Regions from separate parts of the Homo sapiens genome. Here all the other regions are linked to region 4. A link is a contact called in ENCODE Hi-C or POLR2A ChIA-PET data. All regions are on one chromosome and are shown on one strand. The core of a region is the stretch at or near the end of the contact, and the rest is flanking DNA. Distances in the headings are between cores, read along the strand shown.

Region 1 (6,717 bases), core at 524-3,023, 220 kb before region 4:
CAAGTATTGTAACCCTAAGCAGTACTAATATTGAAACCCATACTTGAAATTTATGTAATCCAGATGTGCATGCCAATAAAGCAGAGATGAAATGGCAGGCCCGGATGGGGGAGAGCCAGGCTGGGTGGGGACTGTGTGTGGGGAAGAATTCTGTGGCCCTATATTTTTTCCACATGGTATATACAGCCAAGTAGGATTTTAGGAATTAATATTTTCCCTTAAGAGTAGTAACTGGATTATGAAGTATAGCTTCAAGTAAGTACCAGTATTGGTTTTATTTGTAGCCAAGAATAACTGATTAAGTTTTGAGGAGAAGGAAGGCAATCTATTTTGAGTGCTTTTTAAAACTTTTAAATTGGTTAGGACCCTTCAACAGTGTGGTCTTGGGACTTATTAGTCACATCGAATCAGAACTTTTTTTTTTTTTTTTAACCAAACAAGCAGCACTGGTGAACCAGGATTTGTGACATGGCTCTCTGATGTTGAATTTTTTCTATTTGAGCATATCATTAGAAGTCCCCCCTAAGAAACAAAGACTGTGACCCCTGAGTTGTCAATTCAAAGCCCTCCCACACTGGTAATACCCAAATGCCATTTCTATTTTCTGAGAGCTCAATGAGTAGGTGGATTAAATGTGAAAAGGTTTCTGTTCAGGTATTTGACAGTGGCCTTGATTGGAGCCTCTCTACCGTCTAGCAATGGCCCTGTTGTGTGACTTCCAGGACGACAGCTGTCTTCTCGGGCCATGACCTCTTCCACCTGTGGGATCACAGGACTGTGTCCAGCTGACCCAATGAGAATGGTATAAGTGCTTTATCTCATAGGGAGTTCTGAGTCAAAAATTTTGGTGTTCTTGACATGAAAGATTGGCAGAGTGTATTATTATTCCTTAGTGTTCTGTGCATAATTAACAACCACCCTTAACTAGACCTGGTAGCCCAGGGAAACTGGTCAGACCAGCTAGTGAAAGCAGGTGGAAAATGATCTCGAGGGAAGCACGGAGTCGGGATCCACATTGAGTGGAGGTGACTTGTAGTGGATTAGGGTGCTCATAAAAACCGTGGTTGCAGTTGGTACCAGTGTCATCTGTGGATATTTCTAGGCAGGATATCAAGGGTCAGCTTGCTACTTTAGCCCCCTCTTAAGGCAGGATACAAAAAAAAAAGAGAGCCCTGTATTCAGGGGAGGCATGTGACATGCCATGGTCCCCCATTTCCCCTGCCCTAAACATCTCTGGAGAAAGTCAAGTGTGTGTGGCTTCTACAGCAGGGCTGGATGTTTTTCCCTGGGGTAGGAGGGGCATTTACCTGCTTTTCTTCAGCCATTATTAATAGGGCTCATTCCAGGAGGGGAGGAGAATGGTGCCTGTAACTCAGACTCCCCAGCACAGCCTCGGCCTGCAGGCTTCAGCCCTGTTGGAGTCAGGGCTTGCGTAAGGAATGCTGTCATGGATCCAAGCCAGATAGATTACAAATGATGGAATCTGATGTTTCCTGTTGGGTTTGGGGAAGGGATTCAATGTGGTGTGGGCTTAGGTCCCCACAGTTTACCTCAGAAATAGTCAAGATGCAGGGAGCTGAATGAGGACTCTCGAGGCAGCTTTGCCAGCCTGGAGCCCAGGTGAGTCACTACCACCTCAGAAACATCCTTCAGAGGCCAGGATTCAGGCCCCAGGCGGGAGTCGGAGCATCCAGGCTGCTGGTCCGGTTCTCTCCACTGACGTCATCACCCCCGCTTAGTCTGGAATGGCTGGCAACCTCTGCCTGAGGATGAGAGCTGGCTGGAAGTGGAAAAGCAGGAAATGTTTCCAGATTGGAAACTCAAGGCACGTTTGCGCAATACTGCACTCGGCCAAGACTGTGTGGCTGACCTGCATGCCTAATGGGATCCCAGGTCTGAAACAGGGTTCTGCAGAACCATTGGTCTGACCTCATACCTCCCACCTAGACACAATGATATCTTCTTGGCCAAGAAAAAATGACCTGTATTTTTCTTTTCTTTTTTAATGTTATCCAGCTGAGGTGTGCCTTTAAAAAAAAGAAAAAAATATATACATACACACACACGCGTGTGTGTGTGTGTGTGTGTATATTCCAATCCACTACTTAACGCAGGGATGCAAAGATCATATTAAAACGGCTATAACCAGAAATAAGACAACTGAAAGAATCATAGTATTAATAAAGGGCAAACTGAGAGTCCAGGTGAGAGGAACTGCAGTCTCTGGTGATGGAGTGCAGCCTGGTGGTTTAGAGCTCCAAAATGGAGGCCCGTCAGCCTGGGTTTGAATCCTGGCTCTGTGGCTTACTAGCTGTGACCTTGGCTTCTGTCATCTTCTGTTCTTTTACTTATTGTAAGAAAGGGTGATAGTGCCACATCATGAATTAGTCTAAGACTCGAGTGCACTTCCACGCAAAGTAAGTCCTTAGTAACTGGTAGCTGTTATCATAGTTAAATATCTTTTTTTTTTTTTTTTTTTTTTTTTTTTTTGAGACGGAGTCTCGCTCTGTCGCCCAGGCCGGACTGCGGACTGCAGTGGCGCAATCTCGGCTCACTGCAAGCTCCGCTTCCCGGGTTCACGCCATTCTCCTGCCTCAGCCTCCCGAGTAGCTGGGACTACAGGCGCCCGCCACCGTGCCCGGCTAATTTTTTGTATTTTTAGTAGAGACGGGGTTTCACCTTGTTAGCCAGGATGGTCTCGATCTCCTGACCTCATGATCCACCCGCCTCGGCCTCCCAAAGTGCTGGGATTACAGGCGTGAGCCACCGCGCCCGGCCAAATATCATTATTTTTGAGGCAGGGTCTCACTTGTTATAATTATTGTTATTCCTTCCCTCCAGCCTGCTTTAGAGTGATGCCCATGATGCAGTCAAAGGTGTCTGAGTTCCTTTCACTTTTCTAGATCGTTGCCCCAGTACTAGTGCATAAAGGGATGCAAGGTTTTAGGAACTTTGACCTTGAAGCCAGACTGTGTAGCCACCGTCACTTCTCTCTGGGAGGCTGTTGTCAGATCAGGCCCTGTTCCATCCCTCTCCTCGGAGGTCTGCCAGTGTTACTCAGCCATGAAGCCCATCAAGGGGCCACAGTTCAGATGGAGGAGGAGTCTTTAAGCAGAAGACAGAATGCCTGGGGATGCTGTTGTCTGGGGTCAAATGCTGGCTTCGTCCAGTGGAGAAGTGAGTAGAACCAGCCCACTGTATCCCTTCTGCATCCCCTGCCAGCTTACTCTCTGAAGCAGCAAACCTGGAGTCGGTCGAGGTTCCCCAACAGAGAGACCCCGGGCCTTGCAAGAGCAGGCCTGGACAGCCTGGAGTTTTCTCTCAAAATTGTAACATGGGTTTATTCCAAAACAAAGCAACAAAAGTAGACCCCTGGTGTATCCTTGGCTCACTTCCATAAAGCATCACAACCATTAACCAAAGGAAAAGAAGGCCTGAGCCCTGTGGCGGAAGTCAGGCCAAGATTTTCCTCACTCCCCTCCCTTTCTGGGACCCAGGAATAGTAAAAATAGTAAACATAATTATAACAAAAAATTTAAAAAAATTTTTTTAATTTAAAAAAAGCTAAAAATCATGGAATGTTTGCTAAATGTCAGGACGGTTTAAGTACTTTATATATATTAAGTTATTTAATCTTCCTAGCCTTTAAGAAACGCTATTATTGTTGTTTCCCTTTTACAGATTAGGGGACTAGGGCACAGAGCAGTTATGTAATTTGCTTAAGGTCACACAGCTAGTAGTGGCCATGCCAACTTTAGAACTCAGACAGTCTGGAATTAGAGGCTGTACACTTAACCACAGCTCTGAACTGCGTCTCATGATAGTTATCAAGTTGTTATAGAAATAAACCATATATACGATAAAATGATATCAAACTATACATACACAACATTATTCCAGTGTGTATGGTTGGTTGGTTTTTTTTTTTTTTTTTTTTTTTTTGAGACGGAGTCTTACTCTGTCGCCCAGGCTGGAGTGCAGTGGTGTGGTCTTGGCTCACTGCAAGCTCCGCCTCCCAGGTTCACGCCATTCTCCTGCCTCAGCCTCCCGAGTAGCTGGGACTACAGGTGCCCGCCACCACATCTGGCTAGTTTTTTGTATTTTTAGTAGAGACGGGGTTTCACTGTGTTAGCCAGGATGGTCTCAATCTCCTGACCTCGTGATCCACCTGCCTTGGCCTCCCAAAGTGCTGGGATCACAGGCGTGAGCCACCACGCTTGGCCTGCCAATGTGTATGGTTTTTTAGTTTTGCTATTATACTCTAATTGTGTGAGATTTAACCATCTGGGGAAAGTGAGCAAAGAATACACAGGACCTTTCTGTATTCTTTTTTTTTTTTTTTTTTTGCAGCTTCCTGTGACTCTATAATTATTTCCAAATAAGAGGTCAGAACAAAAGCAAACCACAATCAACAGTGTATTGAATTCTTATTGTATGCCAAGCACTGTGATAAACATTTAACATTTATTATTTTATTTACTCCTAACAGCAACCCAATAAGATGTGGGTACTATCATTATCTTTAGTTACAGATGAGGAAACTGAGGGTTGGCAAGGTTAATAAGTTGGATACCATCAATAAGAAGTAGTATGACCACTGGGTAGTACCCACCTAGATTTATTATAAACATCAAATCAGAAAAAGCACCTGGTATATGGATGTTCTGTAAATGTTGATTTCCATGTGTTTGCTTGGCAAGCACAGAGCCCTGCTAGGTGCCATACACAGTCTAGCATTAGCCAGTCCAAGCCTCTGCTGGTTTGGCTCACAGGATGCTAGGGATATAAGGACAAGTACAACATGTTTCCACCATCAAGGAGCATATAGTTGGGGAACAGTGACTTCCATGGTTCCAAAGGCAAGTTGTATGTATGTATGTATGTATGTATGTATGTATGTATGTATGTATGTATTTGAGATAGGGTCTCACTCTGTCGCCTAAGCTGGAGTGCAGTGGCACAATCACAGCTCATTCAGCCTCAACCTTCTGGGCCCAAGCAATCCTCCTACCTCAGCCTCCCAAGAAGCTGGGACCACAGGTGTGTGCCACCATACCCAGCTAATTATTTTTTGTAGAGGTGGAGTCTCCCTGTGTTGCCCAGGGTAGTCTCAAACTCCTGAGCTCAAGCAATCCTCCCATCTTGGCCTTCCAAAGTGCTGGGATTACAGGCATGAGCCACCACTCCTGGCCTAGTTGTATGTATTTAGCATATGAACCCAGAGGAAGTACCCTCCTACCTCAGAGCTCCCTCCCCTGGAGCCAGAGTCTGGATGGTTGGACCCAAGCCAGGCACCTTCCTGGGACTCAAGGACACAGTGAGGGTTTGAAAGAGGGAGCATTATCAATCACCATGTTGGATGGCATCAGTGATTATTATCTTCATTTCCATCAAAGGTGTCTTGTGAAAGGGTGTCATCAAGTTCAATTTAGTCTGAATCAGGACATGGCAAGGACTTATTTTCTATTTCTGCCCTGGGCTGGACCTGTCTTGAATAATTCAGTGTTCATCATCTACTTCTAAAAGCCGAGCTTCCTGCACTTCCCCGCCATCACCCGTCCCTATACAGCTTTATCCAGGGTCATGTGGCTGCTTGTTACTCCCTGTCTCATCTCCATCAAAAACCCACCCATCCCCACCTCTGGCTGCTAGTAAATGAGTGTTTTCAGGAAAGAGAATCAACTTTAGGTATGTAGTACAAGGTATCAGCTGCCTAAAGTCAAGAGGCAGCCCTCAGGGCAAAAGGCGTCACACAGTAGCCTAGGGACATCTTTCAACCTAGCACTCTTTAAAAAAACGAAGAAAACCCAAAACTTGACGATATGCTATCATCTAAAACTTGGGAGAGTCCCTGATCTGGCAACAGCTGGCTAGAGCTGAATAGCATCTGCCCCCTCTAGATAGGCAAATGCTGTTCCCACCCCCCAAACTCCACTTGTTTACCTTGCATGCCTGGTCCCCAAGAGCATCTGGTTGTCAACCTCTGAGGTGGAGGAAGGAAAGCCCTCAGGCTGGGCACGGTGGCTCACGCCTGTAATCCCAGCACTTTGGGAGGCTGAGGCGGGCGGATCACCTGAGGTCAGGAGTTCCAGAACAGCCTGGCCAACATGGTGAAACCCCATCTTTACTAAAAATACAAAAATTGGCTAGGTGTGGTGGTAGGTGCCTATAATCCCAGCTACTCGGGAGGCTGAAGCAGGAGAATAGTTTGAACCCAGCAGGCGGAGGTTGCAGCGAGCCGAGATCGTGACACTGCACTCCAGCCTGGGCAACAGAATGAGACTCCATCTCAAAAAAAAAAAAAAAAAGGAAAACCGTCTACAGTGGTGAACAGATTAGATGTTTTCAAAGATACGTGGGCTATGTTTGATCCTGAAACCATGCAGGAAGCTGCCCACCCACCCTTCTGAGGCCAGTGTTACATCTAGTCCTCTTGGTCGGGGAGCTAGGATTCTAGAGGAGAATTCTCAGCCCTGCATCAACACCCTGACTGCGGCAGGATTTCTGAAAGAGCCATTGGGGGAACTACATGCTGACTTGGATCGTTGTGCATCCGTGCATGAAGCATCCATGAGAAAAGGGCTGGTCTGGAGTGTTTCTGGCTGATGGGTCACCAGATAAGGAGCCAGAAGACGTAAGTTTCAGTCTGGCTGTACCACTTGCTAAGTGGACATTTGACTTGTTTGATTTTCTTATCTGTAAAATGGGGATAATGTC
Region 2 (7,344 bases), core at 2,479-4,978, 180 kb before region 4:
TGGCATAGCGTTTTTTGTTTGTTTTTGAGTGGAGTTTCACTCTTGTTGCCCAGGCTGGAGTGCAATGGTGCGATCTCGGCCCACTGCAACTTCCACTTCCCACCTCCCAGGTTCAAGCGATTCTCCTGCCTCAGCCTCCCAAGTAGCTGGGATTATAGGCGCCCACCACTATGCCCAGCTAATTTTTGTATTTTTAGTAGAGATGGGGTTTCACCATGTCAGGCTGGTCTCAAACTCCAGACCTCAGGTGATCTGCCCACCTTGGCCTCCCAAAGTGCTGGGATTACAGAAGTGAGCCTGGCCTTTAGTGGGTTCTTACTGAAGCCAGCCTGAACTGGGAAATGTCCAGATTTATACAAATAATGATTCAGAAAATGAGACTACCCTTTAAGAAGACCATATTCTGATCATAATCATAAATCTGGCAAATTCATTTATGGAGATAACAGGAAAACAATTTGAAATCAGAATATCCAGGAAAGGCCAGGCGCAGTGGCTCACGCCTGAAATCCGAGCACTTTGGGAGGCTGAGGCAGGAGAATCACTTGAACCTGGGAGGTGGAGGTTGCAGTGAGCTGAGATGGCGCCACTGCCCAGCCTGGGCAATAGAGCGAGACTCGGTCTAAAAAAAAAAAAAAAAAAAAAAAGAATATCCAGGAAAATCACGAGGACACAGCCGTGGTAATCAGTATGAAAGCATGAAAGCCCCCAGTATGGAATGTTTACTGTGTATCTATTGCATATTTAATCTTCATAACAACCTGATAGAGGTGGGTACTGTGGGCTCCATTTTACAGATGAGAAAACCTCAACACACACAGAGGGGTTCGGTAACTTGTCCAAGATGATCCAGAGGTACATATTCTGTCCCCAAAGCCCCTACTCTTGGCCACGACTCCATAAAATACTTCTAAACAGCTTGCTTCCCTTGTACAGTTTAAATGATTTTGTCTTTTTGCATACATTCAACTTTCTCATAAACTTGAGGTTCACCAAGGAGAGAATTATTTCCCCCACAGATAATAGCTGCCAAAATAGAGTCCGAATCCCTGAGGGTTCCCAGATGGCTGGGCACACCCAAGCTGCAGAGGCTGTCTGGAATGATTAGGGCAGAGGAAGGTGCTAATCTATCTAGGAGCGAGCAGCTTTGCGGCTGATGCGATTTCGTTTATCTACCCTCCTCGGTTCTTTGTCTCTTTATCCTCCTGTCTCCCTCCTGGCCTGGCTAACAGGCCTGATGTATCGGCATCTCAATCACTTCTGCTTCCCCAGGAGATCAAGGCCTGGCCTTGGGCCCTGAGGCCTCCCGGAGTAAATCAGTGGATTGAGGGGAGGGGGTGCCGGGGAGGCATCAAAAGAGAATGGGGTCCTCTGGCTTCAAGCTACCTAAAATCTGCTGCTTAAAATGCTGCTGTTAGGGAAAACTGGCGGCACAGAGTCCTTCTCCAGCCCTAGAAATAACCTCTCTGAAACCTGTCGAGTGACCCACCCCAAATTAGAAAGAATTTTTTGTCTTAAAAGGCACATTAAAGAGAGTCCTGTGTTTTCTGCCCTGTGCCTTCTGGAGGTAGAAGACAAGTGTGAATTCTCTACCCTTCTACAACAAGAGCAAAGGAAGAAGAAAATTTCCATATTTTCTCAGCTATTTCAAAACACATTTTTTTACCTTTCATATGAAGTGACTGTTCCAAATGACCTCTTCTTTCCAGGGAAAAAACTCTATTTTAATACTTTTTCTCCCCTCCTCTTTCTCCAGCCCTGTCTCTTTTTTCTATTTTTAATCTCCCTCTGCCAACAAGAATATCCACGGACTTCCCACCTGGCCTTTACCCTTCTCTTCCTTGCAGGGGTGTACCCACCAGCCTGCACCCGATGTCCACGATGTCTGTCCACCCCAGAACCCAGCAGCATCTCTCCCCGTCTGGCGCTCAGCCTGCTTCTGAGTGTGGGCAGCAGGGAAGCTAGGCGCTGTGCTTGCCCAGACCACACAGCTGTCTCTGTTTAGGGCTTTGCTGCCTGAAAGTTTGTTTCAAGGAGGAACAGGCTCTGCTCTGCCTTCTCAGCTTGGTCTCCTTACCTGGGGCACAAAGAGTGTTCACTTAGCTAGCGCTGACCTCCTGCAGCTAATTAATGCCTCTAGCATGGATCAGAAAAAGCTCTGCAAAGTGCAATTAGCGATGGATCACTTGTTGCTACTTCATAGGAGTGGTGTCAGCAGTATTCATGGCTTGTGGCTTAAAAGCCAGAAGGAGATCCCCAATCAGGTCCTGGATGGCTCTGATAGGCAAATCCTCTTAGGAAGGTGGGATCACAGGCACCAATTCCTTTTGACCTCCCCCGCTCCCCTTCCTGTGGGGCTTATTGAACAGAGGCTAATTCATTCAGTATTGGAGATGTAGCAGTTTATTGTGGGGTTCAAGATCCTTGTCATCTCTGAGGATAACAGAGAGAGCCCTTTTATTGAACTCTTGCTATGTGTCAGGCATTGGGTTTAGTGCTTTATGCGATATGTTCATAACCACTACAGAGAAGAAACCATATCCGCTTTACAGATGAAGAAACTGAGGTCTAGAGGTTAAGTACTTACCCCGGGTCATGGTCAGATATTTGGCTGATGGCATTCATTTCTTTTCTAGAAATGTCTTGAGCATCTATGTGGCTGACATTTTTCAGGCAATCCCTGCTATGCAGAGCTTGCATTTTAGAGGGAGTAGGGGCACCAGATACTGAGCAAGTAAGCAAATTAATAAACACAATAATCTCGGCCGGGCACGGTGGCTCACGCCTGTAATCCCAGCACTTTGGGTGGCTAAGGCAGGCGGATCACAAGGTCAGGAGATCGAGACCATCCTGGCTAACACGGTGAAACCCCATCTCTACTAAAAATACAAAAAAAAAATTAGCCAGGCGCCGTGGCGGGCGCCTATAGTCCTAGCTACTTGGGAGGCTGAGGCAGGAGAATGGCGTGAACCCAGGAGGCAGAGCTTGCAGTGAGCCAAGATAGCGCCACTGCACTCCAGCCTGGGCGAAGGAGCGAGACTCTGTCTCAAAAATAAATAAATAAATAAATAAAATAAACACAATAATCTCTGTATAAGTGCTTCAGGGAAACTAAAAGGGCCCTCTTCTGTGGCAGAACTGGGATTCCCAGTCTCTGAGGTTAAGCAGGAGCAGGTAGCATTACCCTGTAAGCTGGGAGTCGCAATAGGCAATTAGTTACCTGACTGTCCCAGGGCTTGGCACTGCCTGGTAGCCCTGCCTTTTCATAAGGAAAAGATTCCGCACAAAGCACTTTACCTAGGTTTTGTGAGAGGCGGAGCCAGAGCTGGCATCCGAGGTGTTCTCACAATGCTGGACTTTGAGGCACAGGAGAGAATTGCATTTCTCCTCTGAGCAGTGGAACCAGCCCTGGTGCCTCCCTTGCCCAGCCTCACCCTGGGACCCTGGGTGTGAGTAGTTAGTCTTGTTATCAGTGAGAGTAACCCAGGAATCTCCCTGATGGGGAAATCCCAGGTAATTTACTGTGTCTCTGATATTCCGGTTACAGCCTCTGCTCTAGAAAGGCCAGGGAGGGGAGAATCTAAAAGTTCTCCATTTCTCGCTTGAGATGGCATCCCCCCATGCTTTCCTTAGGCCTCCTTGAGTAAGGTGTCTGCAAATAGCTTCTCAGCATGACTTCACCCGGAAGCTCATCTGAGTGACTCACAGCCTGCTTTAGGCACCTCCTCCAGGGAGACGCTCTTACCCTTGCCCCCACCCCAACAGGGGAGGGGAGGGGAGAAGGGAAACCCCCTAACTGAGCCACGGAGAAGGCCTTGCCAGAGCACTGTGGAAAATACCTGCAGCCCAGCTTGGCCCTGCTTCAGGTGCCCTGGGATGTATGGTTTCTCTAGTCTTCTGAGAGGGATCAAGCTGACAATTCAAATTTGAGGGAGCGATGACCCTGGAAACTGTGTAGGTCTTAAAAAGAAATATATATCCAAACACACTGACCTGAAAAGATGTCCACAAAATACAGGATTCAGCATTAGGTGAAAAATAATTTCATTATGTTCCTGTTTCTCAAATTCGGTTTGTGATTTTAAAAAATTGATAGGTTAGTACATGTATTTGTACATGTACTATTTGTACTAAAAGCCTATTTGAAGAAAAATTATAATATATTAATAATAGTTATCTCTGGGAGGTAGTATTAAAAGAAACTTTATTCATTATTCCTTTCTGATTTTTAAAAAATAATCATAATTACCTTTATAATAAAAAAAAAAAAGGTGGGCCAGGTACAGTGGTTCATGCCTATAATCCCAGCACTTTGCAAGGCCAAGGCAGATTGCTTGAGCCCAGGATTTCAAGACCAGCCTGAGCAACATGGTGAGACCTTGTCTCTACAAAACATTTTTAGAAACTTAGCTGGGTGTGGTGGTGTACCCCTGTGGTCCCAGCTAATTGGGAGGCTGAGGCAGGAGGATTGCTTGAGCCCAGGAGTTTAACGCTGCAGTGACCTGGGAGGCGGAGGCTGCAGTGAGCCAAGGTCACACCACTGCACTTCAGCCTGGGCAACAAGGAGGCTCTGTCTCAAAAAAAAAAAAAGCTGCAGTGAGCCATGATCATGCCATTTCCCTTCTGCCTGGGTAATAGAGCAAGACCCTGTCTCAAAAAGAAAGGGTTGTTTTTTTGTTTTGCTTTGTCTTCAAAAAAATAAAAAGAAAAATCCTCATGCACCAAGCCCAGGTGTCCTAATTGTGTCCTCATTATTAAATGCCTAACTTCCCGTGGTGGACTGTTAGCAGGAAGCGACTGGGATGGACTTAACATTCACTTAGCAAACAGCTACCTCCCTAGCCACTGGAGGACCAAACCACTATGACAGGGTGTCTCCCTTCAGTGGCTCCCAGCATGATGGAGGGGGTAGTATATGTTTTGCGGGGCATTTGGGGTTTTGGGGGGAGGTTAGGGGGTTTTTTGAGACAGAGTCTCCTTCTGTCACCCAGGCTGGAGTGCAGTGGTGTGATTATGGCTCACTGCAGCCCTGACCTCACAGGCTCAAGAGATCCTCCCACCTCAGCTTCCCAAGAAGCTGGGACCATTACGCCTGGCTAATTTTATTTATTATTATGTATTTTTTTTTAAGAGACAGAGTCCCACTATGTTGCCCAAACTGGTCTCAGTGATCCTCCCACCTTGGTCTCCCAAAGTTCTGAGATTACAAGTGGGAGCCACCATGCCCCCTGACCAACCACCACCCTGCACCCAAGGCCAAGGGCTCGATAAATACTTTGCAAACAAATGGATATGTAAATGAGTAGATACTAAGTGGTCTGTGAGAGAAGGCTACAGATTGTGGTGGGGCTTCAGAAGGTCTCGAGAGGTCCCTTGCTGGGGATTAGGTTAGGCCTCGTGATGGTGCTTCTGGGATATTCCTTTTCTCTAGGATTTAAATGTCTCATTTAAGAACAATTTTTTTTTTTTTTTTTGAGACAGAGTCTCCCTCTATTGCCCAGGCTGGAGTGCAGTGGCGCGATCTCAGCTCACTGCAGCCTCCGCTTCCCAGGTTCAAGTGCTTCTCATGCCTCTGCCTCCCAAGTAGCTGGCGCTACAGGCGTGCACCACTATGCCCTGCTAATTTTTTGTATTTTTAGTAGAGATGGGGTTTCACCATGTTGGCCAGGCTGGTCTTGAACTCCTGACCTCAAATGATCCACCCACCTAGGCCTCCCCAAGTGCTGGGATTACAGGCATGAGCCACCACTCCCAGCATAAGAACAATTTTAGATTTACATGAAAGTCGCAAGAGTATTACAGAAAGTTTCCAGATACCCCACACCGTTTCCCCTATTAACATTATTAACTAAAGTTCATACTTCTTTAGGATTTCCTTAGTTTTTACCTAATGTCCTTTTTCTGTCTCAGGAACCCATGCCATATTTAGTTGTTATATGTCCTTAGATTCTTCTTGGCTGTGACAAGACTTTCTTTGTTCTTGGTGAGCTTGACAGTTTAGAGGAGAGCTGATCAGATATTTTACAGAATATCTTTCAGTCTAAAGTTTTTCTCATGACTAGTGTGGGGTTATAGGGTTTTTTGCGGGGAAGTCCACAGAGGTAAAGTGTCATACTCATCATATCAAGAATACACACTATCGGCCGGGTGCGGGGCTCACCCCATCTCTACTAAAAATACAAAAAATTAGCTGGGCATGGTGGCATGCGCCTGTAATCCCAGCTACTTGGGAGGCTGAGGCAGGAGAATCGCTTGAACCCAGGAGGCGGAGTTTGCAGTGAACTGAGATTGCGCCATTGCACTCCAGCCTGGGCGACTGAGTGAAACTTCGTCTCAGGAGAAAAAAACAAGAATAAGAAGAATACACACTATCAACATGACTTGTCACTGATGATGTTAACCTTGACCACCCGATAATGTTTGTCTGGTTTCTCTACTGTCAAGTATTATTCCCCACTCCCGCCCCTCAGGCCACGTCCACTCTGTAGTCTTTAGAGTGAAGTCACTGTGTGCATTCCATAGCTAAGGGATGGGAAGTTATGCTCTACCTCCTGGGGGAGGGTGGTATCTATTAATGCATAGATTAATTGGAAGATTGATTGGTTTATTCTCCCCTAGTTATTTTTTCAATCAGTAAGCATGCATATATGGGTATTTATTTTATACTTTGGGTCATTATGCAATATTGTGTTATTTATTTTGTTATGCAAATTGTTCCGGCTTTGCCCGTTGAGAGCGCTTTCGGTTGGCTCCCATCTCATCATTTTAGGATTCTTTGAGCACTCTTACTTTCTGGTACCACAAGATGCTCCAAGCTCATTTTCTGTTTTCCATGCCCTGTTCCTAAAATCAGTCAATTTCTCGAAGGAGCTCTGGTTCCTTTTATTGAAGAATGCTATTAGAATCTAGGATCTGCTGTGTGCGGTGGCTCATGCCTGTAACCCCAGCACTTTGGGAGGCCAAGGCGGGAGGATTGCCTGAAGCCAGGAGTTCAAGACCAGCATAGGCAACAAAGTAAGACCCTGTCTCTACAAAAAAGAAAAAGAAAAAGAGAAACCAGAATCTGGGCACTGGATATACTCCTTGCTACTGGAGTGTCTGGGACATTCCTTTTGAAAGAAGGTTTTCGGAAACTAGGTAAAGAATTTGCAGATCATACTGAGATTTCATGATGGAAATAAGAGGAAAAGGACTGGAAGAGGCACTGTAAGCCTCTTGTCATATCAACAACTTCAGGCAGACACCATGGAAGGTCCTGTGGCATCTGTCTGGTGGGAGGGTATTATAAACAGTCAAATAAATGACCACAGATGCTTTAGGAAGGGGCCATCAGCATTTAGGGAC
Region 3 (6,830 bases), core at 4,152-6,651, 200 kb before region 4:
TTCTTTTCCCAAACAAACCCCCTACAACTGGAAGGTCAGAACCCCGGACAGCTTTTTACACAGCCACCATATGGTGTTTGCTTTAGCACGGATCCACAAATGATGTGTTATTTCAGTGGAGGTGCAGAAAATTATATGACAAAACCGGGTTTGTTTCTCTGCTAGAAACCCAAGGCTGAAATACTGCAGTATTCCTTCAAGACTGACTCAGAAGACGAAAGGGAGCCTTTCCCAGAATTAGGGGGCATTCACCAGGGACCAGAAGGGAGGGGGGAGAAAGACAACATTGCACTGGTCACTAGTGGCTGGGCCAGTGGTTTATTTTCTGTCTGTGTTTTATTAAGTTTATGTTTTCCATCTGACTGTTCCTCGTGTGATTTATTTGTCTCTAGGTGCCCCCCGCCCCACCCCCCACAAGTAGATGATAAAACCGACGGCAGTGTGGACAACACAGTTGCTGAGACTCTTTGGTTGGATTTTACGCAGGAACAGAAATAGGTGTTGGGCTAGTGCCAGGGTGTTTTGTGAGGACTTAATCTCCACCTAGTGGGTTCTGCACCATTTTGGACTGAATGCTGATGTCCTGAAAACTGGGCTGGGTAGTGATGCCCGAAAGGAAATGATCAGGAGTTGGGTTTTACTTAAGAAGACATTTGGAATGTCCTTGAGGCCATTGTGGGATCACATTTCTCCCCCTCTATTTTTATGGCTCCTCGGATAAGACCGGTAGAGGAGGGGAAAAAAAATGTATTTAATTTCTGGGCGGGCCTGGTGGCTCACGCCTGTAATCCCAGCACTTTGGGAGGCCGAGGCGTGCGGATCACTTGAGCTCAGCAGTTCAAGACCAGCCTGGGCAACATGGTGAAACCCTGTCTCTACAAAAATATAAAAATTAGCCAAGTGTGGTGGCACGTACCTGTAGTCCCAGCTACTTGGGAGGCTGAGACACAAGAATTGCTTGAAGTTGAAGTTGAACTTGAGTTGAAGTTGAAATCGCTTGAGGTTGCAGTGAACTGAGATTGTGCCACTACACTCCAGCCTGCGCAACAGAGCGAGACTGTGTCTCAAAAAAAAAAAAAGAAGTTTTTAATTTCTGACTCACTTTTCTAATTTTTAGAAATATAACTTAGAACCATGGAGCAGCTTAAAGGATTTTGAATCCTGAGCACCTTGTCCTTTTTGATCTGAGGAGATCCCTGCCATGGGCTGTCTGTACCGTTCTCTGCTGGGTGCATTCCTTCCTTTTACTTCCCAGAGTTGAGGGGAAAGGTGAGAAAGTGATGTGGATCCTGATAGGGCTCCTGGGCAGGACAATTACTCTAGGCCCTTAGGCTAGAGGTCAAGTTTAGGAGAAGATCACACAATGGAAATAGTTTAGGAGTTTAGAGAGTGAAGTGCTTAATCCGATTCAGCTTGAGCCAGATCTCTGAATTTCAGTTTTCTCATCTGTAAATGGCATAAATGTGCTCTGTTTGCTTGTTGTGAACATTGAATGATATGGTATGGATGGAAGTAATTTGTGCAAAATTTGGCTTTATGCCTTTGTTGTCCGGTATAGTACCCACTAACCATATGTGGCTATTTACATTTAAATTAATTAAAATAAAATCAGGGCTGGGCATGGTAGCTCGCACCTGTAATCTCAGAGGTGTGAGGCTGGCAGATCACTTGAGGTCAGGAGTTTGAGACCAGCCTGGCCAACATGGTGGAAACACTGTCTCTATTAAAAATACAAAAATTAGCCAGGTGTGGTGGCAAGTGCCTATAATTCCAGCTACTCGGGAGGCTGAGGCAGGAGAATCGCTTGAACCTGGGAGGTAGAGGTTGCAGTGAGCCGAGATCATACCACTGCACTCCAGCCTGGGCGATAGAGCAAGACTCTGTCTCAAAAAAAAAAAAAAAAAAAGTTTCTAATATTCACTGGCCTTATTTTAAGTGCCCAAAAACCACATGTGGCTAGTGGCTACCATATTCAGCAGTACCACCATACATGAATGTAAGGAAACAGGTTTTAATAAAAGCTTCCATTGGCCGAGCACGGTGGCTCTCAAATCCCATTACTTTGGGAGGCTGAGGTGGGAGGATCACTTGAGCCCAGGATTTGAGACCGGTCTGGGAAATATGATGAAACTTCCTCTCTACAAAAAAAGAAAATACAAAAATTAGCCAGGTGTGGTGGCACATGCCTGTAGTCCCAGCTACTTGGGAGGCTGAGGTGGTAGGATCGCTTAAGCCTGGGAGGTTGAGGCTGCAGTGAGCTGTGATCATGCCACTGCACTCCAGCCTGAGTGATAAAGTGAAAGTCTGTCTCAAAAAAAAATCAAAAAGCTTCCCTTTATTTCTCGGTGTCAGAAAGAACACGAGTTTATGAGTTTACAGTCATGGAAGAGATTCTGCAGTACAAATGGGGGTAATAATACCTTCCTTATGGTGTTGTTGTGAGGATTTAATAAAATAGTGTCTGCAAAGCATTTGACTCAGTATCTGGCCTTGATAAGTGCTCAAGTGACTTAAGTCGTTTAAGTCATGACTTATTAAGCTGTGGGTACTGTTACACTGCCACTGCTGTACCACATAGGAAACTACAAATCTACATGGCCAGTGCTCTCACGGTCCACCTGGGGAGAGACCCACGAACTTCACTGAGGGAGGATTGGAGAGGGGGACATGGTAGTTTTAAGCTCAAGGGCCAAACAAGGAAGTTTTCTCTTCAGTGCCCTGCATACCAGAGAAAGATCCCTTCCTTGGGAGAATGAAGAGTTTTGCTCCCTTCCAGCAGGTAATGAAGGAGGAGAGGACACTGTGCCCAGGCAGGAAAAAGCAGCAATAACTACAGACATTTTGCTTCCTCTGTGGCTCCCTGGTAGGTTCCCCTGAAAAAAAAATTTTTTTTTTTTTTTTGAGACGGAATCTCGCTCTATTGCGCAGACTGGAGTGCAGTGGCACGTTCTCTGCTCACTGCAACCTCCGCCTCCCGGGGTCAAGGGATTCTCCTGCCTCAGCCTCCCGAGTAGCTGGGATTACAAGAGTGTGCCACCATGCCTGGCTAATTTTTGTATTTTTAGTAAAGATGAGGTTTCACTATGCTGGCCAGGCTGGTCTTGAACTCCTGATCTTGTGATCTGCCCGCTTTGGCCTCCCAAAGTGCTGGGATTACAGGCATGAGCCACTGTGCCCAGCCTTGAAAGCAGGAATTTAATTAATTTAATGAGTGGGGCTGGCTTCTCAGAGCTGTGCAGGTCTGTCTGCAACAGGGCAGGGGCCACAGGAGTTGCCGACATGAACAGTGCTCCCTGTCACTCTGAAGGAAGAAGAGAGAAGAATCCCAGGCCTCTAGTGTGTCTTCTGGCCCAGGTGAGGCCTCTGGGCCTGTGGAGATGGCAAGTGACCCAGGGACGGGTGTGAGATGGGAGAAGGGGGTGGAGATTCTCCCAGACTCTCCTGTGCTTTCCACCTGGAGGAGCTGGGGCTTCTGGTGTGGCATAGAGCAGCCTTGCCATCCTCTGGGAGGAGCATTGAGGAGATCACTTGGACTGAGCCTTTCCCAGGTGGAGATGGGGATTTGCTGGAAAACAGAAGAGGGGACCTAGGGGCTAGCACACGTAGGTTTCTCCACCAAGGGCAGCTGCCAAAGCAGCTCTTCCTCCTGGGGGTGGAGGGGTGGAATCGGGCCCTGAGCCATGTGCAGGCCAGGTGACAGCCACCTGGGTTGGGCAGGAGAGGCCCAGGTGTCCAAGCTCCCAGGAGGTCCCCCAGCCTCCTCTGGCCCAGCTGGGAGTCCAGTTGGCCCTGGTACTAGGTTAGGGAGGTCTCTGGTGGTTGCACGTTATAAAAACATGTTTGAGTAGAAGGTGGAAAATAAGACAGGAGAGGATTATTTGAAGTAGGGGAGCCCCAGGGCAGGAGAGCTTCTAAGCCTCAGGAAGGTGCTGGACCAGGACCAGGAGGCTGTCTCCCAATCCCCCTCCTGGCCCCACCCTTCCCCCCATTCTCTCTCCCTGCTCTCCTCTCTTTCAGGCAGGTTGGAGGGTTGGGGGAGTGGCACAGGAGATGCCCTAGCACAGGTTAGGAATCTAGTCTTTCTCTTAGGGTCATGCCCAGCGGTGGTGGGGAGGTCATGATGTCCAGATGGCACTCTCCCCCTGTGACTGAGGAGGGCTGGTTAAGCAGTGGTCATTATCAGCTGCCTGGATGCTCCAAAGACACCTATTCCTAAAGGGAAGTCAGCCCCAAGCCAGGGAAGAGATGGGGCCAGTCCAAAGAAAAGGCTGATAGGAAGTGGGGAGATGCGATGGTTCAGGAAGAGGCTCGTGCATCTGGCCTCCTCGCTGTCACTCCTGCCACGGCTTTCCCAGGCATGGAGTCGTGGGGCTCTGGCCAGCTCTGGTGTGGGGGCTCATGCTGTGTCAGGTGACTTCCTTTCAGCTCAGCCTCATGAACCCCTGGAGCATGAACTCCGAACCACCATCCGGGCCTTGCTGTGAGTTTTGCAGCTTTCATGAAACTCTCCTCTTCCCTGGGATTGCAAGCCCCTGGGTGGAGGGGATGGGAGTGGGGTGGGGCTGACTTTGGCAGCTTAGATCCCTGAGTGCCCTAAACACTGTGACTCCCAGGATGGGACTGGGTGAGGAAAGTCTCCTCCACTGGCTGCAGATTTCCAGTGAGCACAAGAGGAAAACAATACCAGGAATGATTTGGATCTTTTTCTATCGTTCAAGCTCCTGTTTTTTTAGTCTGCGGTGAATCACTCCTCATGTCTCTGTAGATAGCCTCACATTCTGCTTTAGTTGTTTCCTGAGGAACAGTTGTGTCCTCCACTCCATTTTAACTTTCTTTACTGTAATTCCTTATATCTGTGTAGTGCTCTGACTTGAAGAACATACTCACCTTTTTGCATTGCACCTGGTCCCAGCAAATAAAAAAAAGTTCAGGAGTCTTACACAAATGCACGTCAGATAATGAGAGAAAGTAAAGAACCCTCCATGTACTCTCTTATAGCTCAGAGAGTGCGCGGCTTCCCCCAGCATAGCTGACATCCTGCTGGGCATGGCATGGACACCGGTCAACAGTTGGCCCAGGGGAAGGAGGAGGACAGGGTCCCTTTAACAGAGCCAGCCACCCTAGCATTTCACTGGTGCCTGAGACAGTGTCGGGAGCTGTGTTTCTGGCTGTATTTCTCTGTGTGGTCCCCCTTTGGAGATGAGCCCCGCCTCTTCCCCTGGGGCTGTCACTCAGCCAGAGCAGAATCAGTGTCAGCGCTGTCTGAGCAGGCTCCTTGCCTGTCACTAAGGCATGATTCACAGCTGAGTGATGCCCTCTGAAATCAGGGTGCAGAGCCCACGCCCATGGGCAGCCTCACCCGCTCTATTTTGGTGTTGGTTGTCACAGAATATGGGAGGAGCCATTCTCCTTGCCTCTGAGAGGCTCCTCCTACTTCCCCTTTACAACAGCCAGGCCAGCCCCTATTAAGAAGCCAGGGTAGAAGATTTATCTCTTAGCCCACCAGCTTCTACCTGCCAACTCCATGGGTGTAGCCTGAGAGATCAGAAGGAGGAGTAAATATAGGGGTAAAAACACATGTTTGATGGCAGACAGACCTGGATGTGAGTCTTGCTTTGCCTTTAACTAGCTGTGCTTCCTTGGGCAAGTTACTTAACCTCTCTGAACCTCGGTTTTCTCATATGTAAAATGGCAATGATGGTTTCTACCCCCCTAGTTATTCTGAGGATTAAATAGGCAGAAGGTAATTTGCAAAGTGCCTTACACACCTGGTAGGATCTCAGTAATGGCAACTTTAGCTTTATTAGAGGGAGCAGAGCATTTGTAGCCGCAGAAAGAAGTTTGGGGTTGGTGCTCTCTCTCTCAGGGAGGGAAACTTAGTGAAGGCTTCTGAGGATTGGGAGGAATTGCTCTGGAGACTAGAATGATGAAGCGTCTTTCTGCCATGTCTGTTCACTTTCCACATGCATCGCTCCTCTTTCAGGATGAAGTTTTATCTCTGTTTCTGCAGAAAGCTTATCCTAGGGTTTGTTTGAAAAATTGTTGCAGTTGGCCACAACCCTGCCATTTGATGTCAATAAATTCCACTTGTTTTCTCCCATGAGAAACTAAGCTATTTGGGCAAGGAAGGAAGAGATTTCAAGATTCACATTTATCGTCACTTTGTTGAGCAAGTATTTATTGCATATGCACTACATGCCAGACATCTTCATGGGTGCTGGGGATGATTCCCTGGCCCTACAGATTGCAGTCTGGTTGTACTAGAGGACTCTTATGGCCCCTTAAGAAGAACTGGGGAGTCTTCATTTGCCCCTGCTCTTGCACTGAAACCTTCAATGTCTACTTATTGCCAGAAGATACAAGGTCCTTAATGCCTAGATACCCTCAGCCTCCATCTACCTTGCCAGCCTTCCCTCCTCTGTGCTCTTAGAACACCCAGCTCTCCAAGACCCCTGTTCTTTCAGTTCCAAGGCAGCTTGTGCTTTTCTGCCTTGGCTCCTCCCTAGAATCCCAACTCCTATCAATCTTTGCCTGAGTTTCCCAGCTCTATCTTCCAGGACCAGCTCAAGGTGTCACCAGATCCCCAGGGATGCTTTTATAGTCACTGAGCACCATTGGGGTTATTCTGCCAGAGCCATGTAGACCACTCTATACCAGCAAGGTCTCATTTCACAGCCAGGCCACAAGCTTTGTGAGAACAGGACTGTGAACTGGGCTTCTTCAGCCCTCCTGATGTTATAGAGTGATGGATGCTGAAGAAATATTTACTTAGCTAGGCATGGTGGCACATCTGTAGTCCCAGCCACTCAGAAGCTGTGGCAGGAGGATCA
Region 4 (7,414 bases), core at 4,749-7,248:
TAATAAATAAAAATTAAAAATCCTCTAAATTTTATAACAGTGTAAGATTATAGCTATGACAAAATTGCTATAAGTTTAACCTTTTGCAAAAGTATTGCAAAAATTAACACTTTTACTAAAGGAAAAGTGTTAGTTTTTCTAAAAGATGAAACAGTACTAGTCTTCATCTAGCCCTAAATGTAAACTAGGAAATTAATTACATAAAATTTTGGCAAATTGTATGCTTAATCTGTAAGTCACACAAAATGCATTCTCAAATATCTGCCACATGGGTAGTATCCTAGAGTACACTAATTTGGCCACGTTAAAACAATACATTCTCAATGTAATACTTAGGCTTCGACTCTCACCCTAGAAAAAGGTACCCATTATCACTTGGGGGAATTCACAGCTTTAAATACTTCCCAGTGCTACACATACAAACACACACAGTCAAGCAAAGGGAAACAAATTAAGCATTACAGCTTTTTTCTATGACAAGGTGAATGCAAAATAATCTTGCCCTCTGCATTGCAGAAGAATAGTTCTTGCAACCCATGGAAAAGCAAACACATCAAGAGATCTTAAATGTCAAAGAAGGCTTCAGGTAATAGCCTCAAGGAAAGATTTTACTTATAAAATAGTTAAGAATGTTTTTATTTTAAAACACTGAACACATAAGTTCTGCACAACAGCTGCAATGAAAATTCTAAGCACAGACACACTGCAACGTTCTAGAAAGAAATGTTACCCTCACAACAACAGCATTCTTTTTAAAGAATACTACTAACTGCAAAGATGAAGTGCAGAAAGCCTTCAGGAAAAAGTATTAAAAACACTACACTTCTGGCTATCAGTTTTGGTCACTTAGTGGTTAAAAAGCTGTCAGGCTATTTTTGCATTTTACGCAAGTGATCATTAGTTAATCTTTCACCTACCAAAGTCACTAGAGTCTAAACCTATTATATTCACAAAGAATATAACAATTTTAAATGTCATCTATTAAAACATCCTTTATTCTATATCACAACTGATTACATCTAATAATATCAAATGAGGTCTCTCTTCAGTTAAAATTAAGACTTGGTTTTGAAATATCTTGCATAGCCTAGGGCCCAGTTCAGCACCAATGAACTGATAAAGAAAACTAGGCAGTTAATCATTCAATTCAATATTACCTGTAAGATTTGCAAATGGATTTTACACTTGATTATCACAGCTGTATTTCTTCTCTTTGCTAAACATTCATGTACTCTTTATAAGCCTGAATTTAAAAACCCACCAAGCCTTTTAGTTGCATTACATAACACGATCATATTTCATCAACATTAAGAGCATGCATTCTCAATGAGCAGATGCTTAGCTTTTTCTTTAATGGCTCAAATTATTAGGAAATAAACAACTTTGTTTTTTAAAGTACAATAAAATTATTTCAATTCTCTGTTTTAATTTAAGCAATACTACATATCCATAGTCATTTTTGCCAGGATATTTGATTTTAAAATCCATAAAAAAAGCATTTTGGTCCAGAAGGCTCCGATAAGAATAGGTCAAGATTGAAATAAAGCTCAAATGTAAGTTGCTAAATGGACTGAAGTCAAAACAAATCTAATTGTAAATAGTACCTCACTTTACTCCACAAGGGTTTCTAAAGAGGAATTCAAAACTGATTTGTAAAGCAATCCTATTTTAGTGCATTAGAAATGCTCACTTATACTTAAAAACAGTTAAGTCTTCTCACAAGTAAATCATCTAAATATAAAAAGGATTTAAACTAAAAACCAGATGTGCTTAAATTTAGGGCAAATCCAAATGCCCTGGGTTTTTCAAAGGGCAAAAGATATAGTTTTAATAGCAATTAAGTCAACATCAATACTGCCAACTTAACTACTTAACATGTAGGTAGAGTTCAGTCTGTGGCTTATCAAAGTCTCAAGACTTAACTGTAACTTGACCTTTTTGCTGCTATCTACCACTTAAAACACTGAGAAGACAGAAAAAAAAGTTACTTTGTGCAGTTTGTTGAATCTCCATTATTAACACGGCAATCTTTCAGTATGTATTAGCCTAGTTAATAACCTATGTAATAATTACATTATTTTCTCCTTTATGACTTTAGGGGAGGCCCGGCATGGTGGCTCACACCTGTAATCCCAGCACTCTGGGAGGCCGAGGCGGCTGGATCACCTGAGGTCAGGAGTTCTAGACCAACCTGACCAACAAGGTAAAACCTGTCTCTACTAAAAATACAAAAATTAGTTGGGCGTGGTGGCAGGTGCCTGTAACCCCAGCTACTCTGGGCGGGGGGCCGAGGCAGGAGAATCGCTTGAACCCAGGAGGCGGAGGTTGCAGTGAACCGAGATCACATCGTCGCACTCCAGCCTGGCGGACAAGAGCGAGACTTCTCAAAGAAAAAAAAATTGCCTGGGGTGGTGGCGCACACTTGTAATCACAGCTACTTAGGAGGCTGAAGCGGGAGGATCACTTGAACCCGGGAGGTGGAGGTTGCAGGAAGCCAAGATCATCCTACCGCACTCCAGCCTGGGCACTCCAGCCTGGGCAACAGAGATTCATCTCAAAAAATAAAAATAAAATAACAAAATCACTTGAGGGTAGGGTATGACAGAGTATAGTAATTCACATACACCTATACACATTTAATGACCAGTCATGGTTCAAGTCCTCAGGAGGGGCTTATAAACTAGATTTATATTTTTTTTTCAGAAGTACTTGAACACTAGATTCTAACAGCCACCTCACAACTAAATTGGCTGCCAATCAGCACCTACCTTTATATTAACTTCTCTGAGGAGTTATCTTTCAGTCATTAATGTCTCTACACTTTATATCACTAATCATTAATGTTCATAATTAGTATTAACACATTATTAATGTTCACAATCATTAATATTTTATGTTCAATTACTGTCCTAGAAAAAAACATTTCCAAGAAATTCTAAAGAATCAAAAACTCAAGTAGCAGCCAGATCAGCAGGCTTGCTTACTGCATTAAAATTTTAAAAAGAGGCCGGGCACAGGGGCTCACTCCTGTAACAGCACTTTGGAAGACCAAGGCGGGCGGATCAGGAGGTCAAGAGATCGAGACAATCCTGGCCAACAGGGTGAAACCCTGTCTCTACTAAAAATACAAAAAATTAGCTGGGCGTGGTGGCAGGCACCTGTACTCCCAGCTACTTGGGAGGCTGAGGGAGGAGAATCGCTTGAACCCGGGAGGTGGAGGTTGCAGTGAGCTGAGATCGCGCCATTGTACTCCAGCCTGGGCAAAAAGATCGAAACTCCGTCTCAAAAAAAAAAAAATTTAAGAAGATACCCAACAGGGTAAACTAAATCATGTGTCAGACTCAGAAGATACTGGCCTTGGGCATGCTTATTCCATTCAACATTTGAATGTAGCTACCTTACACTTAAAATACTTTTGTTACTTTCTTGATGTAACTACATTTACTATTCCAATTACCTATAATAAAACATACATTTATCAAAATAAAGGATTGGGAAAAAAAAGAAATCCCAAGTCCATGAAATTCAAGTAAAACTTCCAACCTTCAATACCGAAGATGAAACAGGGAAGTATCAAATCTAAATGTTTTAAAACTCTCCCAAAATGTAAAATATATAAGTAAAATTAATAAGACCTAAACATCACCAGTTTTCTTCAACTTATTTCCCACAGCCCAAGTTTTAGCCAGTTACTATATCAGCACCTCAAGTAACACTATTAGGTGTCTGGCCACATAAACACTGCAAAATGATTTCCTGGAAATTCAAGATGTTATAAATATGTTTTCCTAGAGGCAGACAAGTAGAAGTTATCAAGGCTTCATTTTACTTTATAAGGTAAAATTCAAGTTAACATGATAGTCACAGACGTAATTACCTCGTTTTTACAAACGACTAATTTGTTTCTCCCCTTCCACCTCTGATCTTACTCATTTTAATTATTCACTCTGCCCAGACCTTTTCTCTACATACATACACACGCCCCTCTAAACAAGAGTTTACACTGTCCTGCGATGAAAGCATAAAACAAAAGGCTGACTTGCAGATGAAGATATACCTCAGTAGTTTGATCTACAAGGACTAAATATTGAATCCAAAAAATCGTGGGTGTGGCTCGATTTTTTTTTTTTTTAGAGGGGGGCCTAAGGAGGCCAGTCGGGGCGGCTGCCTGGTCTCTGCCCTCCCCCTCTGCTTTCGCTTTGTGCTCACAATGCAGCTCCAGTAAAGCGCTTCCCTCTCCCCGCAGCCGCCGCCATGTTAGACGCTCTCTCCATGTGCCCCGAGTCCCAGCCATCCTCTCCAGTCTCCCCAGGACCCAGCCCCCAACGAATCTAAATCGTGGCAGTCCCCCGCCCCTTCACAGTCCCCTAGGAACAAAAAGTCGCTGCAGAAAATCATCTCGCGATTGAGCTGAGCCTGAGGCTCGGGGGGACACCTAAACAATTGAAACAAAGAGGGAAACGCAGGGGAGCCCATCGCATGGGCGCGGGGGTAGCAAATCGAAGACCCATTCAAAATGGGCCTGCCGGAAAGGCAGTTCTACCTTAAGATTCTAAACACACTTCTCTCCTACGGAAGAAGAGGGGACGCTCGACAGGTCTCGAGTGCATGGTAACCGAGCGGACAGACCCCAAGGCTGCAGGACGCAGGCCGCCCCAACTCCACGAGGCGGTCGGTTGAACCCGGAGCCCCCCGCGCAGGGACCTCTTCATTTTGGGCCCTCGTCAGAGAAATCGGGCCTCAGAGACGGAAAGAAGGGCACCATACAGTGAAGTCCTGACGACAGGCCCCCACCCTCACATGTCCCACTCCTAAAGGCCAAAAAGCCGGACCCACAGCGGAAGAGTAATAAAGAGGCCTGGGGTACAGTGCCGCGTCCGAGTCAGGTGACAAGTGCCTCTTCCAAGAGCCCGTTTTCTGGGCACGAAGCTCCCGCTGAACGTGGAGACGGGGCGTGTGGGCCAGGGGGTGGGAGGAGGGGACCTAGTAACGCTCCCGAGACGAAAAGAAGCGAAGGCTCCAGCGACCAGGGTCGGAGGGGCCGCAGAGCCCGGCCGCAGCCACCCCTCCCTTCCCCGCCAACTCCTGGCACCTTTTTCTTCTCCAGGTTCCGAAGTTTCTTGTCGATCACCCCGAGAATCTGCTTCATGGCCTCGGTCTGGACAGCGCCGGTGCCGGTTGCGGGGTGCTGAGAAGCCGGCGCGGCGGCCCCGGCTCCCGCGGCCGCCTCACTCCCGGAGGAACCCGACGGCGGTGGCGGTCCGGACGACTTGCTGCCGCTCCCGCTGTGGCTGGTGGCCGAGGGCATCTTCAGACCGCAAGGAGAGAGAAGAAAAAGCGGGAGGAAGGACAAGAGCGGCCAGTCAGGAGACGGACGGGGCGAGACGCGGGACAAAACGCGCAGCGAGCGGTAGCCTACGCGAGCGGGTGGGGGAGGGGGCGCGGCGCGCCTCGAGGGCAGGAAGAGTGCGCGGGCGCGCGCGCGACCCGCCAGCGGGGCGCCCGGCTGGGCCTCGCACCGCCCCCCGACCCGCCCCTCCCCCGCGGAGCCGCCGGCTCGGCCTACCAGCCCGGGGGCTCCGAGGCTCGCGCCGGAGGCGGGGCATCGCCGCGCCGGCCGCCAACGGCCACTGCAACGGTCCCTACCGGGGAGGGCCGGCTTTTGCCGGCTTCCGGAGAAGGGAGGAAAGAGAGAGGTCGGGGCTTGGGGGCAGAGAAGGGCATGGGAAATGACCGGGGTGGGGTGGGGGGACTTGGGGGCAAGCCCCTCGGAAGCTCCAGCGGGTCCGGAGATAAAGGACACCCGGGCGCAGCGGCCCTCTTCCCCTGCAGCGGCTCGGTCCCGGGTGGCGCTCACCGTGCGCGCGCGGAGGCCGCTGGAAATCACGAGTGGGCAGCTGAGGGGGCAAGGGTGGTGGTCCCTTCCGGGCAGTGTCGCGCGCTCCGTGGGCGCAGGCCGCTTCGCCCTGTCCCGCTGCACCGAGAGCCGCTCCTAGTGAGGCGAGAGCCGGGAGCGGGAGGGACTTAGCCAGCCAGCAGCCCTCTGGGTCGCGAGGGGCGGGAGAAGCGGAGAGCGGGGGCCTTCGCGGCCGCTCGGGCTGCCCGGCGCGAACGCCTGCCCGGAAGAGGCCGCCCGCTAGCTTCTCCGCCGTCCCCCGGCCCCGGCGCTGTGGGGCGCCTCCTGGACGCAGGTGGGGATGGCCCCGGCAAGGCCGAAGGAAAGGCCCCTTGAGTTTTGAGAGCAATCGACGCTAGGGTCCTTCAGGCGAAATCGTTTGACGCCCAAACGGGGACAATAGGTGTCAAGCAGCTGGCTCTGGAGCTGGCAACTGCCCCTTGAAGAGCCCTTATTTGGGGTGGGGGTGGGGGTTGGGGGGCAAAGGTTTCTGCAAGTAAGGGGTGCGTGGGGTGGGTGGTGCGATCCCAGCTTCTAGAATTCCTTCTGTATGCAGAGCGAGCAAACTCCATACCCCAAAACGTCTTTTGAAAAAAAGACAACTCGCCGCTTCCCCACCAAACAATCACCCAGTAACCTAGGAGTTCTCTGTAGAACGTGTCGGACACGGTCATGGTTGGTGGCTTTTTAAATCCTAAAGCTCTGGCCTCACAAAGAGTCTTCAGCTACCCTATGATGTTATACATCCAGTAGGCCTGAGTATTACGAATTATTAGACTTTTGTTTCCTTTTTTTTTAGGTTTACCTAACACTGTAAAGAGAACGTTCAATGAAATACAAAGAAAAAGATGATTTTTTTGCTCCAAGAGAATTATTCCAGCCTTGGGGTGGAGTGGGTGTGGACAGTGAGCAGAAAAACAAGAAACCAAGTTCTGGGAGGAAATAAAATGAATATAATCAGTGGAAAATTCAGCAACGCAATATTGTGTGACAACAGTAAATGACCAATTTATAATTTAAATTCTATGAAAAAGAGATTTAGAAGAGAGTTCTACCAAACCCACTGTTCCCTAGGGAATAAAATGAGTAACGCTGACTGGCAACAGTGCATCCTGAGGGAGCCTGGAGAAACAACAGCAGCCTCCGACCTCAAGATATCCTGGTTAGCTGCAAAGTCTGTTATATATTCATTCAAATATTTATTAAGCACCTTACTGTGTGCTGGGAACTCTTAAGTGCTAGGGATTATGAACAAAACATATTTACATGGAGCTTACAATCTAAGTAAGGGGAAGACAAGTAAATACATGTCAGATAGTGAAATGGTAGAGAAAAGAAAAAACGGTGGTCAGGGAAAGCCTTACTGACATTTGAGCTAGTACTGAAGGAAGTGAGGAAGAAGGCTAAGCAGCTACCTTGGAGGAGGAATTTTCCAGGTAGAGGAAACACCAAGTACTAAGATCTGAGACGGAGTGTGCTTTTTGGGTTCAAGGAACAGCACGGAAACCATAGTGGCAA

Evidence for each region. Hi-C counts contacts between places; a loop is a spot of excess contacts on that map. ChIA-PET counts read pairs that join two places held with the same protein, here RNA polymerase II (POLR2A). Pooled maps may share reads with other maps.
Region 1: a map of ascending aorta shows a loop between it and region 4 (5-fold over the local background). The contact joins the enhancer-like site here to the promoter of CAPRIN1 in region 4. A Hi-C loop is called at or near these places in 2 of 168 maps with a recorded cell type or tissue (ascending aorta and ovary) and 5 of 50 pooled maps.
Region 2: a loop to region 4 is called in a map of naive thymus-derived CD4-positive, alpha-beta T cell, with 4 times the contacts of the local background. The contact joins the enhancer-like site here to the promoter of CAPRIN1 in region 4. A Hi-C loop is called at or near these places in 2 of 168 maps with a recorded cell type or tissue (CD8-positive, alpha-beta T cell and naive thymus-derived CD4-positive, alpha-beta T cell), 23 of 37 single-sample maps with no recorded cell type and 13 of 50 pooled maps. POLR2A ChIA-PET finds 5 or more read pairs at or near these places in 6 of 52 experiments (GM12878, WTC11, activated B cell and 3 more).
Region 3: a map of B cell shows a loop between it and region 4 (20-fold over the local background). The contact joins the enhancer-like site here to the promoter of CAPRIN1 in region 4. A Hi-C loop is called at or near these places in 4 of 168 maps with a recorded cell type or tissue (B cell, CD8-positive, alpha-beta T cell and naive thymus-derived CD4-positive, alpha-beta T cell), 16 of 37 single-sample maps with no recorded cell type and 12 of 50 pooled maps. POLR2A ChIA-PET finds 5 or more read pairs at or near these places in 4 of 52 experiments (Panc1, activated CD4-positive, alpha-beta memory T cell, activated T-cell and 1 more).

The regions. Positions count from the first base shown.
Region 1 is chr11:34,269,932-34,276,648 of GRCh38, reverse strand. The region is part of intron 1 of ABTB2 (ankyrin repeat and BTB domain containing 2); the gene reads left to right. Among named protein-coding and RNA genes, the nearest start is that of ABTB2, 85 kb to the left of the region's middle. Within about 2 kb of position 1,773, at least 18 of the 41 ENCODE cell types and tissues checked have a DNase peak (open chromatin) inside an H3K27ac peak, as active enhancers do; they include ascending aorta and ovary, where a contact is called at or near this core.
Region 2 is chr11:34,230,580-34,237,923 of GRCh38, reverse strand. The region is part of intron 1 of ABTB2 (ankyrin repeat and BTB domain containing 2); the gene reads left to right. Among named protein-coding and RNA genes, the nearest start is that of ABTB2, 120 kb to the left of the region's middle. RefSeq lists enhancers at 3,393-3,722, 3,399-3,923. Within about 2 kb of position 3,728, at least 13 of the 41 ENCODE cell types and tissues checked have a DNase peak (open chromatin) inside an H3K27ac peak, as active enhancers do; they include GM12878, where a contact is called at or near this core.
Region 3 is chr11:34,249,747-34,256,576 of GRCh38, reverse strand. The region is part of intron 1 of ABTB2 (ankyrin repeat and BTB domain containing 2); the gene reads left to right. Among named protein-coding and RNA genes, the nearest start is that of ABTB2, 100 kb to the left of the region's middle. RefSeq lists a silencer at 5,101-5,395. Within about 2 kb of position 5,401, at least 13 of the 41 ENCODE cell types and tissues checked have a DNase peak (open chromatin) inside an H3K27ac peak, as active enhancers do; they include B cell, where a contact is called at or near this core.
Region 4 is chr11:34,050,315-34,057,728 of GRCh38, reverse strand. It overlaps CAPRIN1 (cell cycle associated protein 1), which reads right to left and starts at 5,998. Exons shown (of 19, transcript NM_005898.5): 1 at 5,858-5,998; 2 at 5,093-5,308. The coding sequence starts at 5,308. It overlaps LOC101929918 (a long non-coding RNA gene), which reads left to right and starts at 4,402. Exons shown (of 3, transcript XR_931177.3): 1 at 4,402-5,410; 2 at 6,696-7,058. RefSeq lists enhancers at 4,125-4,404, 4,435-4,504, 4,575-4,644, 4,715-4,784 and silencers at 5,395-5,694, 5,735-6,284, 6,144-6,343.